Linked DNA regions of Homo sapiens: region 1 is linked to region 2. Evidence: chromatin loops called from intact Hi-C (ENCODE). Cell type or tissue: CD4-positive, alpha-beta T cell. All regions are shown on one strand. Links, peaks and the distances in the headings refer to the core of each region. The heading gives the core; the rest is flanking DNA.

The links. Hi-C counts contacts between places; a loop is a spot of excess contacts. Peaks named below come from ENCODE experiments on the same cell type or tissue, not always from the same donor. Only the 100,000 strongest peaks of a DNase experiment are listed, where the experiment ranks them.
Region 1: it touches region 2 in a loop (2.3-fold over the local background); 6 of 110 quality-filtered maps call a loop at or near these places.

The regions. Positions count from the first base shown.
Region 1 is chr13:99,214,574-99,222,908 of GRCh38, reverse strand. The region is part of intron 1 of UBAC2 (UBA domain containing 2); the gene reads right to left. It also overlaps the pseudogene H2AZP3. Among named protein-coding and RNA genes, the nearest start is that of UBAC2, 18 kb to the right of the region's middle. In CD4-positive, alpha-beta T cell, for the core only: no CTCF peak of the experiment used is centred there; DNase peaks (open chromatin) are centred at 2,168, 3,728, 5,298 and 7,308; H3K4me3 peaks cover 4,740 bases; H3K27ac peaks cover 5,754 bases.
Region 2 is chr13:99,380,920-99,389,254 of GRCh38, reverse strand. It overlaps UBAC2 (UBA domain containing 2), which reads right to left. Exons shown (of 9, transcript NM_001144072.2): 9 at 2,751-4,027. The coding sequence ends at 3,920. Among named protein-coding and RNA genes, the nearest start is that of MIR623, 29 kb to the right of the region's middle. RefSeq lists an enhancer at 3,280-3,898 and a silencer at 5,626-5,920. In CD4-positive, alpha-beta T cell, for the core only: a CTCF peak has its summit at 1,635 (motif pointing left); DNase peaks (open chromatin) are centred at 1,624, 4,624, 5,034, 6,264 and 3 weaker places; H3K27ac peaks cover 6,765 bases.

The DNA of each region.
Region 1 (8,335 bases), core at 178-8,177, 170 kb after region 2:
CTGTTACAACACAGAAAAATAGAGAACACTTTCCAACTCATGTTATGAAGCCAGTGTTACACTGTTAGCAAAGCCATGCAAAGATATTAAAAGGCAAAAAATAGACCAATATACTTTATGAACGTATTAACAGATGCAAAATTCTCAACAAAACATCAGTAAATCAAACCTAGCATTATATAAAAAGAATACATCATGACCAAATAATGCTTATCCTGGGAATGCAAAGCAAATCAATGTAATTTACCATATCAACAAGTTAAAGTATACTATGAAACCATTCTCATCCTGCCCAATTACTGCTTATTCTATGAAACCAATTTGTCATCAATCCATAAGGCTAAACTGACCACTTACTGCTATGTAATTACCAATGGGCTACCCCTTTGATCTAACCTCAATTATTAATTACTAATATAACCAACTAGTAACTACTAATACCAACCAACATTTATTAAGCACTTAGGAAGTGGAGGTATTAGCATCACACTTTATGTGTGCTACTTTGCTCCTGCCACTCCCACTACAGGGCCTATGTGCCTGTTACTCTCTCTACCCAAAATGTTCTTCCCACGTCCAGCTTATTCTCACCATTGAGTCCTCATTTCTAAGAGCACCTCCTCAGAGTGGCCTTCCATCGTGATTTTTTGCTTTTGAGTGCATCATCCTGGTTAATTTACTCTGTGGCATTCTTTACTACTTGAAATTCTTTGTTTGCTTCTTTGTCCGTCTCCTTCATCAGAATGTAAACCCTGTGAAGACAGGGTCCTAGTTGTCTTGCTCACTGCCATATCCCCATAGCCAGAATGCCACCACTTAGCACACAGTTGCCTTTCAGTAACTATGTGGTGAATGAATTACTTACACGGTTTAAACCTCAAAATAACCCTATGAGGCAGACATCACTCTTCTCAGATTTATACAGAAGACAAAACTGTGACTCGGAGAGTACATTACCTATCCATGACTAGAAAATGTCTTAGCCGGGGTTCCTCTAAGAGTAAAAGGTGAGACAAAGGCTTCCAGGCAGGGACTTTATTTTGGAATGTGATCCCAGGGAGCAGTAGTGAAGGACACGGGGAGCGAAACAGAGGAAGAGTCCAAAGAAGGGCACTGTCAAGTAGGCGATCACCATGAGTGACAGATGTTTCTGACAGGTGCTGGAACCTGCAGGACTTTCCGAGAAGCCTTGTGAATGTGTCTCAACTACCATCCCAGGTGGAACAGGGCAGCATTTTTATCCATCAGCTTCCATCCTCAATGGTCTAGAGTGGCCATAGAAAAGAAGCCCCATGGGAGGAACACAGAAATAGGAACAAAAAACCAGCTTACACACCAAATGGGACTCTGTAGAAATAAAATAAAAGGTGAGGCTGAGTACACTGAAACAGTGTGCAAGAAGAAGCTAGTGAGCAGCAGAACCAGAATTCAAGCTCTGATAATCCGGACTACAAACACAACTGACTACACTGCACTGCCATATAGTGCCACGGTTCAAACAAATTTTCACCTTCATGGTGGATTTCAAGTGAAAGACATACACAATCACAAACAGCACTAATAGAAATCAAAGTAGTGCCCTGTGTAACAAAAGTAAATGTAATTGTGAACGAAATATAAAAAGACTGCAGTTTGTGGAGGTTGCAACACAGATCCAAGAAATCCATTTCTAGGAATTTAGCCCAAAGTAATTATCATAAATGTGCACAAAGATTCTGCTACAACAATGTTCATCGCAGCACTGTTTATAATAGTGAAAAGACCAGAAACAATATGAATATCTAATTGGGAAATGGGTAAATTATGTTCTATCCATAAAAATGGGATAATATTCAACATTAAGCAATAGGTTGTAGAAAAATATTTTGTACCTTGGAAAGATGTTCCTAAATAGTAAGCGCAAAATATTCTAGTGGTATTATTATACAAAAATAATATATAAATACTTTTTTTAAAAAAGCATCTACCAAAATATTAACAGAGATAATCTCTGGTCTGTTCATGGGAGATCTTAATTTTTTACCAAAAAAAAATCGATTTTGACAATTAGAAAAAATAATTTGTAACTAGTTACTAATTCAAGAAAAAGATCCATATGGTGAATCCTTATGCACTGAGATGGGGCAAGTCACTAGTAATCTTCGGCCTCTCTGTGAGCAGAGCCAGGAAGTGGTTCATACGCACAGAACCCAAGCAGAGATCAAACAGAAGGTTAAGAAAAAGTCACTTCTCTGCAGGAGATCCTTTTACCTTTGAAAACAGGGATGCTACAAATTTTGAGAATAACAGACAACGCATTAATCTAAAAGTAAAAATGCAAAATACCTCTCTGGCAAAGATAATATAAAAATATAAAGTTTAAGAATTCCTTTTGGGTCTGATTTCTCTTTGGTTTGACCTAAGTACATAGTCATTTCTTTGAGGCAATAAATACTAATCAGGCTTGGGTGACTACGTATTATCCTAAAATAAATATTACAGTATATGTGGATTATTTTATGCCAGGCACTGTGCTAATAAAAGCACTTTACATGTAATACCATCTCAGTGAATTACTATAATAGCCCTGAAGCACGAATTAATTATCAGCATTCTCTAGGTGAAGAAATAAACTAAGAAAGGCTAAATAACTCACTGAAGGTCACAGCTAGTTAGTAGAGGGGCTGGGATTTGAACTTGGTTCTGCCTGACTATAAAGAAACCATTTCTTTCTAATATATAAGAAGGAACTATGATAACTTTATATGTGTACTATTTTAATACTTAAGATATATCTTTTTGGTTCCACAAAACGTCAAGCACAGAATTATGACATGACCTAGCAATTCCACTCTGAGGAATATACCCAAGAAAACTGAAAACACAGGATTTTTTTTTCCACAAAAACCTACATACAAATGTTCATAGTAGCATTATCATAACACAAAAAGTGGATACAAACCAATGTCCATCAACAAATGAACAAAATGTATATCCATACAATAGAATATTATTCAGTCATAAGAGGAATGGATCCTGATACATGCTACAACATAGATGAACCTCAAAAACATTATGCTAAGTGAAAAAAAGCCAGTCATATAAAGTTATGTACTATATGACTCCACTTATATGAAATGTCCAGAATTTAAAAATCCATACAGACTGAAAGCAGATTAGTGTTTGTCAGGGACAGTTGGGAGAAGGTAATAGGGCATGACGGCTTAATACAGGGATGTCTAATCTTTTGGTTTCCCTGGGCCACACTGGAAAAGAAGAATTATCTTGGGCCACACATAAAGTACACTAACACTAACAATAGTTGATAAGCTTAAAAAAATTGAAAAAAATCTCAGAATGTTTTAAGAAAGTTTACAAATTTGTGTTGGGCTGCATTCAAAGCTGTCTTGGGTCGCATATGGCCCATGGGCTGCAGGGTGGACAAGCCTGGCTTAATGGGCACTCCGTTTCTTTCTGGCGTGATAAAATGTTCTGCAATTAAATTGTGGTTGCTGTTAATTGCACAACAATGTAAATGTACTGGAAGTCAATAAGTGAACATTTTTAAATGGTTAAAATGGCCAATTTTAACTGAATAAAAATATGTATCTTTTGGGTACTGGAGACACTAACCACAGGCCTTGCAAAGCTTAGTCCTGTGGGCTGTTACAGAAGCATTCTAGCTGAAGACAGACAGGTAGGGGAGCAACCCAGAAACTCTGCCTGCCTCCACAAGTCACGCATGTAAAAATACACACATCAAAAAGCCCTGTATGGTTCACACCCTTGAGAGGAGGAGCCGCCATATCCTACCACAACATTGGTTTTCCTATGTCTGACTACTTAACTATTTGGTAAACTTCTCAGGGTTCTCACAAGAATGGGGTGACTTGGTGTCTCATAAAGTAACTTTCTCATAAAGTTTTTCATCAGAAAGGAGCTAAACCAAAACTAAGGGCAGAAATCCACAAAAGCACAGTAAACCCATGCCTTGCAAGAGACACCTTGCACTTCCACTATGATTTATTCCTCAAGTCTCTGGACTTCCTAAAAGAAAACTTAATGAAACTTAGATTCGGTGACCACGTTAAGGAGGAATGAGTGCCTCCTGGTGATCGTCTCAACAAAGACTGTCCAGGGATCAAAAGGTTCCAGGTTTATTTTTGTTACAGCTGTTTCCCTACAGTGTTTAGAAGTAAAACACTGGAAGCCATCCATCAATCAGCTCCTGTCCCTAATGCATTGAGGAGAATTCAATGACACTGGACACCTGCCACACTGACCGCTCCTCATACAGGTCCCCAGACAACCGGGCAGAGTGCCTGGCTCAGGACAGCAGCCAATAAACACTTGTTATCGAAGCAAGAGTTATACAGTTTATCAGGAAAATAAGCAGGAGAAAGTGCTAAGAAGTTTCCAGGGAAAAAAAAAAAAAGGTCAGGAAAGAGAAGGACTTACCCTCTAGATACAAAAAATGTGCTCCACATCTAAAATACTTAAACAGTGTGAATTAGAGGGGAGGAAAGAGTGAGCTGTAAAATTTAAAATCCTAGTCCTGAAACAGCACCAAACACAGAGGCCTGCATGCCAGAGAAAAGTGTTTCAAATCTGCAAGTCAGCAAAGGCACTGGGCACCTAAATGTTCATTTTGGTCCCACCACTGTGGTGGCCACCAGTTGGGTTTATACTTCTTAGGGAGATTTTATACAAACATTAACACTATGATTAAATGTAAAAAGCAGTAATTACTAAAAGTACTAATTAGACAAGAAATGTAATTATAATGAAATAATAATTTTAAAAGCCAAAATAAGTTTAAAAAATTATGACTGTAACACACAAATATGGGATAAATCAGTTAACAGTTGGAATAACTCTAAATAAAGTAAATCAGGACGCTTACAGAAAGTTCTGGACCATGTGATAAACTGTAAGAGAGAAGAAATAATACTTTTCAAGTGGGGAAATGCGTGGTTAGTGGCAAGAAAACGTGTTGTAAATTCAAGTGCCTACAGAGGCCAGGCAGGCAGTGAAATGGGGGAGTCGATGGCAAGAAGGTGGGCACGAGCTCGGTGGACGCTGCCACCCACCTAACAACTCGGCCCTGAGGCTGCCAGATCATCCGCCTCAGGACATCACAGACACCTTGAATTTAGGTCTGAAATAAGCCAATTTTAAAGTGCTGGCAAGTAACTCTCCTCTCCAACCTGCCCCCCACAACCTCCACAGAGACCAAAGGAAACGCCTGGGGCCTGGAGAAGCACCGCGGGGTGGGCACCCATCAGCGCAGCTGAGACACCAGAGGGCTGCATGCCAGGGCGAGCGCGGGTAACAGCTGGCCCCAAGCCGGGGTGCCTCCCTGTGTTCAAGGACCCAAGAAGTCGGACTCAACCAAACAGGGTGACAAGTAAGGCTGCCCGAGCTACAAAGATGGTGCTGGAACGTCCCCAGGCCACACAAGAGGGTCTGCCTCCACAGAGTTTCAGCATAGCCTACGTGGGTCTGGGTTGGAGAAAGAGGGCAGGCAGAACACACGCCTGCATGGTGGAGAAACCCAAGTCTGGTTTTTAAAGCTCTGATGAGCCACGGGACCTCTCCCTGGGAGAAAAGCGTAAGAGATCCGAGCAGAAAAACCCTTGCAAGTTTGGGCTTCTGAGTGGCCCTTCAGCACCTAATGGATGGAGGGACTGACTCTGCCAACATCTCCAGCCACTGACGCTGAGCAACGGCCTAGCTGAAGTGGGGAACAAGCCCCACTAAAACCCCAAACACTAAAATTAATTCGAAAACGAGGAAAGAGGCCAGGCGCCGTGGCTCACGCCTGTGATCCCAGCACTTTGGGAGGCCGAGGCAGGCAGATCACCCAAGGTCAGGTGTTCGAGACCAGCCTGGCCAACATGGTGAAACCCCGTTTCTACTAAAAATACAAAAATTAGCCGGTCATGGTGGCAGGCGCCTGTAATCCCAGCTACTCGGGAGGCTGAGGCAGGAGAATCACTTGAACCCAAGAGGCAGAGTTTGCAGTGAGCCAAGATCGCACCACTGCACTCCAGCCTGGGGGACAAGGGCAAGACTTCGTCTCAAAAAAAAAAAAAGAAAAAAGAAAAGAGTCCAACAAAAACGACAAAACCAAGAAGACCACCAGGTAAAATTCCAGTCTAAGACAGCAGACCCAGGACACCTGTCCACGTTCCCGCCCTTCCAAAGTTGTTTCAAAATAAAAGAACCCTCAAAACACCAGCGAAATGTGTCCTTTCAACTGAGTCCAGAGAAAGAATCAACAAATACCAAGACCTGGGGAGGAATATGAACAATCTTCGGGAGAATTGAGGGCATTTCTCAAACTGCAGGCATTACCACTACAGCACCAGTTTCTGCCTGCCCTGATCCTGTTATTAATATTTTTCTTTAAATCACCTATGATTTACATAAATATTTTAAACGAAATTTGATATCACTACGGTAAATGGAAAACAAGTGTTGCTTTCTCATTAATAGGTGGTAACTATAAAAATAAACACACTGGGCCGGGCACGGTGGCTCACACCTGTAATCCCAGCACTTTGGGAGGCCAAGGTGAGCGGATCACCTGAGTTCAGGAGTTTGAGACCAGCCTGGCCAACATGGTGAAAACCTGTTTCTACTAAAAATACAAAAATTAGCCAGGTGTGGTGGCGGGCATCTATAATCCTAGCTACTACTTCGGAGGCTGAGGAATGAGAACCCCTTGAACCAGGGAGGCAGAGGTTGCAGTGAGCCGAGATTGCACCACTGCACTCCAGCTGAGGCGTCAGAGTGAGACTGTGTCTCAAAAATACACACACACACACACACACACACACACACAAATATAGGTTGGTACAAAAGTAATTGCCATTTTACCTTTAATGGCAAAAACCGCAATTACTTTTGCACCAACCTATAACAAAACAAAGTTATTAAAGACTAATATTACTTCCTGCTCTTTTTGTTACAATAGGAAAATAGCCTTTATTAGAGAGGTCTTTCAGACTAGCACCACATCAAGATTTTCTCTTTGATCCGATCAGGAATAGTAAGAACTGAAAAGGGCAGTTTGAATCACGGTGCGATGAAGGAGTAGATGGTGGGATCTCACCACGGGTCTGATTAGCCCTTTCTCTGCCTTGCTTGAGCTTCAGCAGAACTCGAAATGGCTGACGGTAAGGCTGGGAAGGACTCCGGAAAGGCCAAGACAAAGGCGGTTTCCCGCTCGCAGAGAGCCGGCTTGCAGTTCCCAGAGGGCTGTATTCATCAACACCTGAAATCTAGGACGACGGGTCACAGACATGTGGGTGCAACTGCCGCTGTGTACAGCGCAGCCATCCTGGAGTACCTCACCGCAGAGGGACTTGAACTGGCAGGAAATGCATCAAAAGACTTAAAGGTAAAGTGTATATTACCCCTCGTCACTTGCAACTTGCTATTCGTGCAGATGAAGAATTGGATTCTCATCAAGGCTACAATTGCTGGTGGTGGTGTCATTCCACACATCCACAAATCTCTGATTGGGAAGAAAGGACAACAGAAGACTGTCTAATGTATGCCTGGATTCCTTGTTATCTCAGGACTCTAAATAAAAGAACAGCTGTCCAGTGTTGGTGATGCCAGTGGACTATATTTCTGTGAAAAACACAATTTTGTCTTTTTGTAATTCTATTTGGGCAAGTTGGAAGTTTAATTAGCTTTCCAACCAAATTTCTGCATTTGAGTCTTAACCATATTTAAGTGATACTGTGGCTTCAAGGAAGCTATTGATTCTGAAGTACTGGGCTTTGATTGAGCTGACTGTTTTTAAAAAACTGTTTGGATTTTAATTGTAATGCAGAAGTTATAGTAACAAACATTTGGCTTTGTACAGACATTATTTCCACTGTGGTGGATAAGCTCAATAAAGGTCATATCCCCCAAGAAAAAAAAAAAACAAAAAGAAAAGAACTGAAAAGGGAGTCATGACCTGACTTCTATTTCAATGATGTTTACTGCTGGGCTGACACCCTGTCTAAAATCATCTCCAGTGGTGCAAATGCCACCGAACAAGCATGACAGCAGTGGGGCCTCAAACCCTTCCCCACCCACAGTCTACAAACAGCCTTTTCACCACCATCCCAGTTGGAAAGAAATTTATTTATTCCCCCAAAATAAAATCCTAGAAACTCTCCAAAAAGGGTGGGGTGGGGGACAATCTGCTTAAGGAGAACAATGAGGGGGTTGGAGGTCTGCAAAAAAGTAGAAGAGAGCTTGGGGTAACTTCAAACTTCCAAACCAGATCACAGCACAGGTGACGGGGAACGGACAAGGAGGGTAATAAGAAAGGCAGCTTCACTCAGGAGTAAAA
Region 2 (8,335 bases), core at 140-8,139:
GGTCACCTGAGGTCAGGAGTTCAAGACCAGCCTGGCCAACATGGTGAAACCTCGTTTCTACTAAAAATACAAAAATTAGCTGGGTGTAGTGGTGTGCGCTTGTAATCCCAGCTACTTGGGAGGCTAAGGAAGGAGAATTGCTTGAACCTGGGAGGCAGAGGTTGTAGTGAGCCAAGATGGCACTACTGCACTCCAACCTGGGCAAGAGTGAAACTGTGTCTCAAAACAAAAATAAAATAAAGTAAAATAAAATAAAAAAGAGGCCAAAGCTATTGTTTCTAGCCAATGTAGATCCTTCGTGTTTCTCTCATTTGAAGACGTCCATCTGCTCTCTGTTAGCCCCCAGGCCCTCCTCTTAGGGAGCTAGAGACTCCAGGACAGGAGCTTCCTCGCCTTCGGTCCTCACTTCGACCTTCATTTTCTCCTTCCTCTAGTTCCAGGGGACTGAATGAAGGATGCTTCCGGTTTCTGCGGTGCCCCGCTTCGTGGCTCCTGAGTGCACCCCATTCTGGGCCTGGATCTCACGGTCCCTGTCCCTGGCTCTCCCCTTCCCCACTGCCAAGTGCCCTGGTTGAGCCTGTGCCCCACCTCCGCTTTCTCACTAGTCTTTACATTTCCTCTGGAAGCCGCCACCACTCTGCCCTCGCCCAGGCCCTTCCCAGCAGTAGTGCCGCCCCCCAATCCTTGACACTCCCACATCCCAGCCTGGGCTGCCCTCTCCTGATACTCCTGCCACCTCTCCACCTCTTCCTCCACTCCAGATGCCGAGTTCCTCAGGGTTCCATCCCCAGCCCTCCTCTCTCCTAATTCCTGGTCATCAATTTACTCCATCATCCCAAGAGCAAGACTTGTGATTTGACTCTCTAGTCCCCGCCTCTGTTCAGATTGATTTCCAACATCCAGTGATCACTTCCCCCAGCCCTTCTACCTGAACCCCAAGTCTATTCATGGCATTGTCCAGCCCTTCTACCTGAACCCCAAGTCTATCCGTGGCATTGTTACAATGTAGCTAGTGGGGTTGTTTCTCCATCAGACAGGGCTGTATTGGCAGGTTATAAATTCACATGCTTCTGGCAATTTTTATCATGTGTAAGATTTCAGTCTCAGAGCTGGAATTTTAGTCTGAGCTGTAAAGCCCATTTTGGCGTTCTTGGTCCACCCCTTTACAAAAACACTATTGGTTAGGGGAACTTGGAAGCGAAGAAAATACTCCTGATTCTCACAAATTAAGTATCAGGTAAGCTCTCAGGTTAAGATAAAATTCTTAAGTCTATGGTTTTAGACACTTCCATTTCAACTTAAGAACAATTGTAGGAACGTAAACTCAGGGACTCACAGAATATTCTAAATGACACTGGAATGTGTTCACAATTTTGTACTCAATTTCCCTAACATCTCCACCTTTCTAACCCAAACTCACCCTAGCTTTACAAATCAGAACTTCACAGGCAGGCTTTCCTTAATGTCAGGAGCAGGGGGTCACTATGGAAAATCTTACCTTCTCAATTCACAATCTAGAATCTGCTCACCCAAAAATTAAGCCCCATCTGTTACCACGTGCACAAAATCAAAAGGCTAAACCTTTTCTAGACCTCAGGAAGCCCAGTCAAGTGGCTCACTGGCGCCCTCCTCTGGCTGGGATGGCTCCGCAGGTCTTCCTTGGGGGTGCCATCGGCCTGAAAAAAGAGTCCCAGTGTCTTGACAAGAGGTGTGGAAGCTCTCAGGTATTCAAACTTCTGCGGGGAATGTCTGTGTAGATGTTTTTGTGTCAATATTTGCAGGAAGCAAGAGTGGGTGAGCAACGCGAACCCCAGTAAGACAGAAAACATGGTCAAGCGTGAAAAGGCAGGCGTGTTGTGTGTGTGTGTGTGTGTGTGTGTGTGTGTCCAGAGGGTGGTGATGGAGGGAGAGTGGCCTGGTAGTTGCATGACAAGGATGGAGAACCACGGGCCACCACTGCAAAGGCGAGGACTTGGCAGCTGTAAGGAACTGGGAAAGAGGCTGAAAGAACTAAAGAGAACAAACCAAGCCTGTAGTTGTCTCCCAGCTCTGCCACTATTTAGGTCCTCAATCCTCTACTCTCTAAACAACCAACATAGAGGGTCACTGAGGTTCCTGTGGGCAGGACAAAGGTCTCCAAAATACAATCTCATTCCAAAGGGAATCCTGATTAGCAAACACTCAAGAACAGCTGGCAAGTGTGAATCAAGGCCTCTAATTAGCTACTTGCAAAGGGGCTATTTGCTGCCCCCGTCTCCAAGGGATACCTTTGCCTCTGGTTTGGTTTTACTTGGCTAGGTGCTGTTTAAAGGGGTAGCATGGAGGAGGGGGTGTATTTTTGGGTGTTCTCTGCCTGTGCTCCTTTGCACGGGGAACACAGAGAGTGGATTTTGGTTTGCCTCAGAGGTCAGACACACACGGCTTTGCTCAGCACTCAGGAGGTGTTGACTGTGGCCTAGTTAGGGAATGAAGTCAGGGACATCTCCACCACCATCAACTGTTCCTTGCAACCCGAGATGGCGCAATTCAGATTCAAGGAGGGGCTTGTGCGTGGGACCAGCTGGGCTCCAAGAAAGTCACCTCGACCCCCCTCTGAGCAGCTAGTGGCCCCAGGCAGCCTCAGTGAGGCCGAGCTTCCAGGTTTGCACAGGTAATGCCACTGTGGGCAGTGCTACTTACAGGAACAAAAGCACTTCACTCACTTCAAATGAGCACCCAGTCGTCTGAAGAAAGACGAGCAGTGCGGAGGATTTGGTTGACTGGTAAATATGTATAGCCTGGAACAAGGCTTTATTTGTACAAGTCTGATAGAAAAATACTGAAGAGTAAAACACATTAAAAACTTTATTGTAAGTATCAACATCTAAATTTGCATCAATTTGATACATCGTTGCTCATTTTGCAGAACATAACAGTTGCACATTGCAAGAGTCAACTTGCTTCGGGTCTTTTCATGCTCATGGCGGTCCACCCCTGCCTTCCCTCTCCCTGACCTGCATCCTGTCCTCCACAGTCTGCCCTGCCTCCTGTCGCCACAGGTTGAAGACCCAAGCCCTGAGGAGAACCTGCTGCCAGGGGGCTGGCTGGCTGCGAGCCAGGAGGGCCAGGCAGTTAGCCCTGCCACAGGGAGGGGCAGGCAAGGGATCGTTTCTCCTCTTCCTGGGCTGAGCCCATGCCAGGCCAGCCACAGAGTGCCCTAGTCAGCCCATGTGGCTCCAGGAAGCCTGCTGTTGTTCTTCTCCATCCCATTTCACCCGCAGCCTAGTGGCTAACTCTGGATACTCTGAGCAAAATTAACCCAAGTTTCATGGAGAACTCCAGAACCTTGAACCAGTGCATGGTTATCACCATTCTTTGTTACTAGATGTAGGAGAAGGTACTGCAGAGTCCTCTGGCCTGGAACAGCTTGGGGGAGGATTCAGCTCCCTGTTTCTCCCTCACTCCCAGGAGATTCGAAAACAAGTTTGAGAGAAAAAACAGTAACTAAAAAAGTCCATGAAGAAGGATCTGACATGTCCTTTGTGAAGTAACATTACCCTCTCCCCATCACGACGCAGGAGATGACATGTTACAGTAAGAGGGTTACAGCAATTCCCCATCTGGAGTGCCATTCAACTGCCTGCAGAAATCTTCCATTTTAATGCATTTTAAACACATTCAAAACGAGTGCTGACTCTCCAACCTAGGGAAAATGCCCAATAAAAAATATAGATAGAAAATACATGCTAATGTAATGGCAAACTTATCTCCACACTAAAACGGCAACAGTCTTGCGGTTGAGGGCAGGGGTGCGGTGGAACCTCCCTCTTCCCACAAGAACATCAGCACCAGAGATGCTCGGTCCCCGGGCTGATCTGATGGTGGGGACCACGCACTGTCACTCGGCTGCCGGTCCGGTCCCAGTGTTGGCCTGGGACTATCAGTGCTGCAGCAGGAAGTTGGTGGCGACATTGAGGTCATTGTTTGAAGCTCTCAGGGCTTCCAAAGCATCACCTCTGGAAAATCCCATCTCCATGAGCCGGGCGACCTGCAGGCAGAGAAAACGCAGAAACCTGAGGGCGCTGACATTGCCGCTTATCCCTGGGCCCCAAATGTTCTTCATGTGAGCCTTGTGGCAAAGGTCAAAACTGTTTACAAAAAAACCAATTTTCATTTCAATATGGAATCTGATACTTAAAAGTTATACCAGGTACAAATTTTTCAATGTTCACTATGTGTAGCCAATATATATGCATGATCGCACATAACCCTCATTCTACAGACAAGGACACAGGGCTTCTGAGGGTAAAGTGGCCTACTGGGACCAGGCCTTGGAAGCAGGTCGGCATGAGCTGCCCAGGCTCACTGCGAGGACACACGACTCAGCGTCGTTTGATTCCCTATGGTGGTGACCCATGCTCAGCCCTGGCATCGCACTCCTGGCATCACTGCCACGCTCGGCCCTGGCATCACACTCCTGGCGTCACTGCCACGCTCAGCCCTGGCATCACACTCCTGGCGTCACTGCCACGCTCAGCCCTGGCATCACACTCCTGGCGTCACTGCCATGCTCGGCCCTGGCATCGCACTCCTGGCGTCACTGCCACAGAACTGCCTGCCTTTGGGTGCTCAGACTACTTTGACAGCTGTGCCACTTGCAGCCTGGGGCTTACGCAGGCAGCAAAGTGGGGCTGAGCCTGGGGCAGCAACTGAGGAAGGAGGCAGTGAAAGCCACCAGAAGCAGGGAGGAACAAGCATGCATTGTTTTTGACCACAAATCCTGATTCTGTGAATACGGAGATTTCCTGTACTTTTCTCTACAGGCAGTCTCCAGTATTGAAATTGGCAATGTTACTAAAGCTTATTTGCAACCTTTTTTCCCAATTAAGAATATATTACAAAAATATTCATGGCCCCAGATTGCCACAGGAATACATTTTTTTTGTACTTATATTAAAATAAACTGCACTTGCAGTAACACCTCATCAAAGTCAACAGTCTTGTACATGTTGAGTTTTTTAGCCACTTGCGCATTAAAGAGGCTTTTGTGGGTTCACCTGAGGACTTAGTCAGAGTTTCCAATTTTTCTTTCCGAAAGAGAGCGAGCTACTTGGTGCTACATGGTGGAAAGAGAAGGGGCCCAGTATCACCACCCCTTCCTCTGCTCAGGGGACTCAGTGGGTGTGAATGGGGACTATGGCATGGGGTGGCTGGAGGAGGGGCCGGGCATGGGCCTGGGCATGTGGCTCCAGAAAGCCTGCTGTTCTTCCTCTCTATCCCACTTCACCCGCAGCCTAGTGGCTAACTCTGGATATTCTGAGCAAAATTAACCTAAGGACTCAGCAAGGTGAGGAAGAAGGTGCAGAGAGTAGAGAGGCAGGTGGGGGAGGGAACCTCCCAGTGACCACCCAGGCCCAGACACCCAGACCCTCCTCCCCCAAAAGCCTTAGGGAAGAGTTGAGGGCCAACAGGGACACGCAGTGGACACTGCTCAGAAGCTGGAGTCCAGCCAGGGCTTTTCCAAACGGGGGGTGCCGCCCATGTCATGGGACCACTCAGTGGGTGAGGACTAGGCTTACAAATGCACGCAGTGAGCGTGCTCCTCCCCGGAACGTTGCTTTCAACCCTTAGCACGGGGACTGACGCACAGCCCTGGCTAGGAAGCCAAGAAGGGCTGCCAGGTGTCTTCCAAATGCCTTGCGGTGGGGAGGGCTGTCCTGGAGCAGCAAGATGCCCAGCACCTGGGACACTATGGCGCCCTCAGGTGATTCATGCTCAGCTGCCCAGGGCTGGTGGACAGCGTAGAGCAAAGGCAGAAACCTTCTAGTTTGTTTTCCCACCAGAGGAGAGAGTGTCGTAGATAAAAAAAACAAAAAACAAAAAACAGTAGCTAACAAAACTAGAATTGAAAAGAATTCATTTGGTTGGCTGGAAAATGATCAGATGGAATTTAACAGAGATATGTACTGTCCTAGACTTAAAAGGTCAGGCAGGATTTGAGAGACCTGACTCGAGAGCATTTTATGTGAAAATTCCTGAGTGTTTTCAGCAGGCCCAGCTTAACTGGCCACACCAGTGATGCAGCTCCTTACACAAGAGCGTGCACAGGCACACACACACACATGCACACTACTAATGCATCATATGCACATCAGCTGTGGCTGAGTGCCCTGGCCTCACTGCCAGGTGGCTGAGAATGCTGCCACCCTGGTGTTCTGCCCCTCACAAGCTGCCATCCACACAATGCCACAGCTCTTGATTTTGCCCTTTGAAGTAACCGAGAACAACCCTATTCTCTTTTCCTACATAAAGCACTTTGCGGGTGTGACAGCCCTCTCCTTCCTCCCTCAACCCACTGGCTTTTCTCGGCCCCCACCCAGGCCTGTGGGTACCGTGGCTTGTTCTGCTGTGTTGCTGTCTCTGCCCTCTGCCCTGAGCCTGATGACTCCTCTTCCCCTGGTGGGTCTTGGGGCCCCTGCCTTTTTCCATGTCTCCCAGACTAGAAGGCCCCCAGAGCGAAGTCCTCATTGCCCCACTGCCTTCTGTCCTGGGCTCCCTGCAGCTGTGTCTGTGGGGTGATAGCTTCTCCCCACCACTGTGAACTCCCAGTATGAGGGCTGTGGCTGCCTTTGCTCATTCCTGTGTTTCAGGATCCAGTTCCTTTCAGCCCATCCCCTCCCATTTGTGCACACCGTCTCAGAACACCGCGCCCAGAACTGAGTGTGACACCACGGGTGTGGTCTCACCAGGGCAGTGAGGCCACTGCCCTCCAACAGTCTGGGCCCTTAGCTTCAATGAGAGCAGAGGAATGCATTAGTAGTGTGCATATGTGTTGTGTGTGCCTGTGCATGCACTTGTGTAAGGAGCTGCATCACTGGTGTGGCCAGTTAAGCTGGGCCTGCTGAAAACACTCAGGAATTTTCACATAAAATGCTGTCAAGTCAGGTCTCTCAAATCCTACCTGACCTTTTAAGTCTAGGACTCTACATATCTCTGTTAAATTCCATCTGATCATTTTCCAGTCAACCAAAATGAATTATTTTCAATTCTCATTTTGTTATCTACTGTTAATCATCTCCCTCAAACTTGTATCATGCCTAAATTTGATTAGTAAACCTCTACAACTTTGTTCAAGTTATTATTGATGAAAATGTCAAACACGTCAGGTCAAAGAGCCCAGAACTCTGTGTTCAAGGGGTTAATCAACATTTTTAATCAGTTTCAAACCCACTTCATTGCACTATCATTATCCATTCTGCATGTCACCAACATCTCTCATAAGCTGATGAGATGTTGTCAAAGGTCTTGGTGATCTCTTGCCAACAGGATTGGTTTGGTGTCCTAGACCACAGCTGTCTTTTCAACGTTCACAAACCATCTATTTGATAATAATCTGTTTAAGCTTTTGCCAGATGTGAAACTTCAATTCTGCCACTTGGTTCTCAGAATTCACACTTTCCTTTTCCTTAGGAACATTTTCAAGCTAAGTGTTCCTCCCTGTGCTTTCTCAAGCCTCCATCAGGTTGTGCAGGGAGAGGGGCTGGAGGACTCAGGCTGGATATGTGTCATGTGGAAGGAAAACTCTCTCTGATCAAGGTGGTCTTTCCAATCTTGGGTGGAAATAACCTGTATGATGTTCCCTCCAGTTAAGGACCATTGTCATTGGTGGAGATAACTCAGGCCAAACGGGAGCTGGCCTGCCTTCCTTCCACCTACTATCCACCACCATGATGCCATGGCCCCCAAACAACTTGGCCACTCTTAATGACGTTTATTTAAACGGCTTGGAAAAGCTACCTTTACTACTACCTGTAGTACTTCAAGTGCAGCTGAGGACTGGCTGCTTCTTTGCACCCAGCCAGCACAAACGAATCCATTTGCTGTCCACACTCAGCAATTTGGAGATCTGGCAAATGACGATTCATAATCTGGAGTGATGAAGTGTGACTTTAGGCCACAGCTCCACCTGGCACTTGAGCTCTCCCTCCACTGATGATACATTTGGTTTGGAATCCACAGGATGCTGATAATGGGCTGGCTACACACAGGTCACCAACACAGGGCAGCAGCATGGACTGCATGCAGGCCCTGCCCTGGAGAGGGAAGAACCCCTTAGGTCTGGGATGGCTGGGCTGGGTTGTAAGTCACGTAGGTGACATCCTAGAGTAAGAACGAAAGCTTTCTATGTACACGAGACTTCCTTCTGAGTTCATTCTCTCAGACATGAACGACATGTGCCGCGGTGCTGGTTTTGACAACTAAGACTGGCTTTTCACAGGTCTTGGCAGAAGAGAGCGTCTGCTGTCACAGCTTGCAGCGGGCTCGCTCTTCATCCTCTGCGGGGCAGATCATGCCC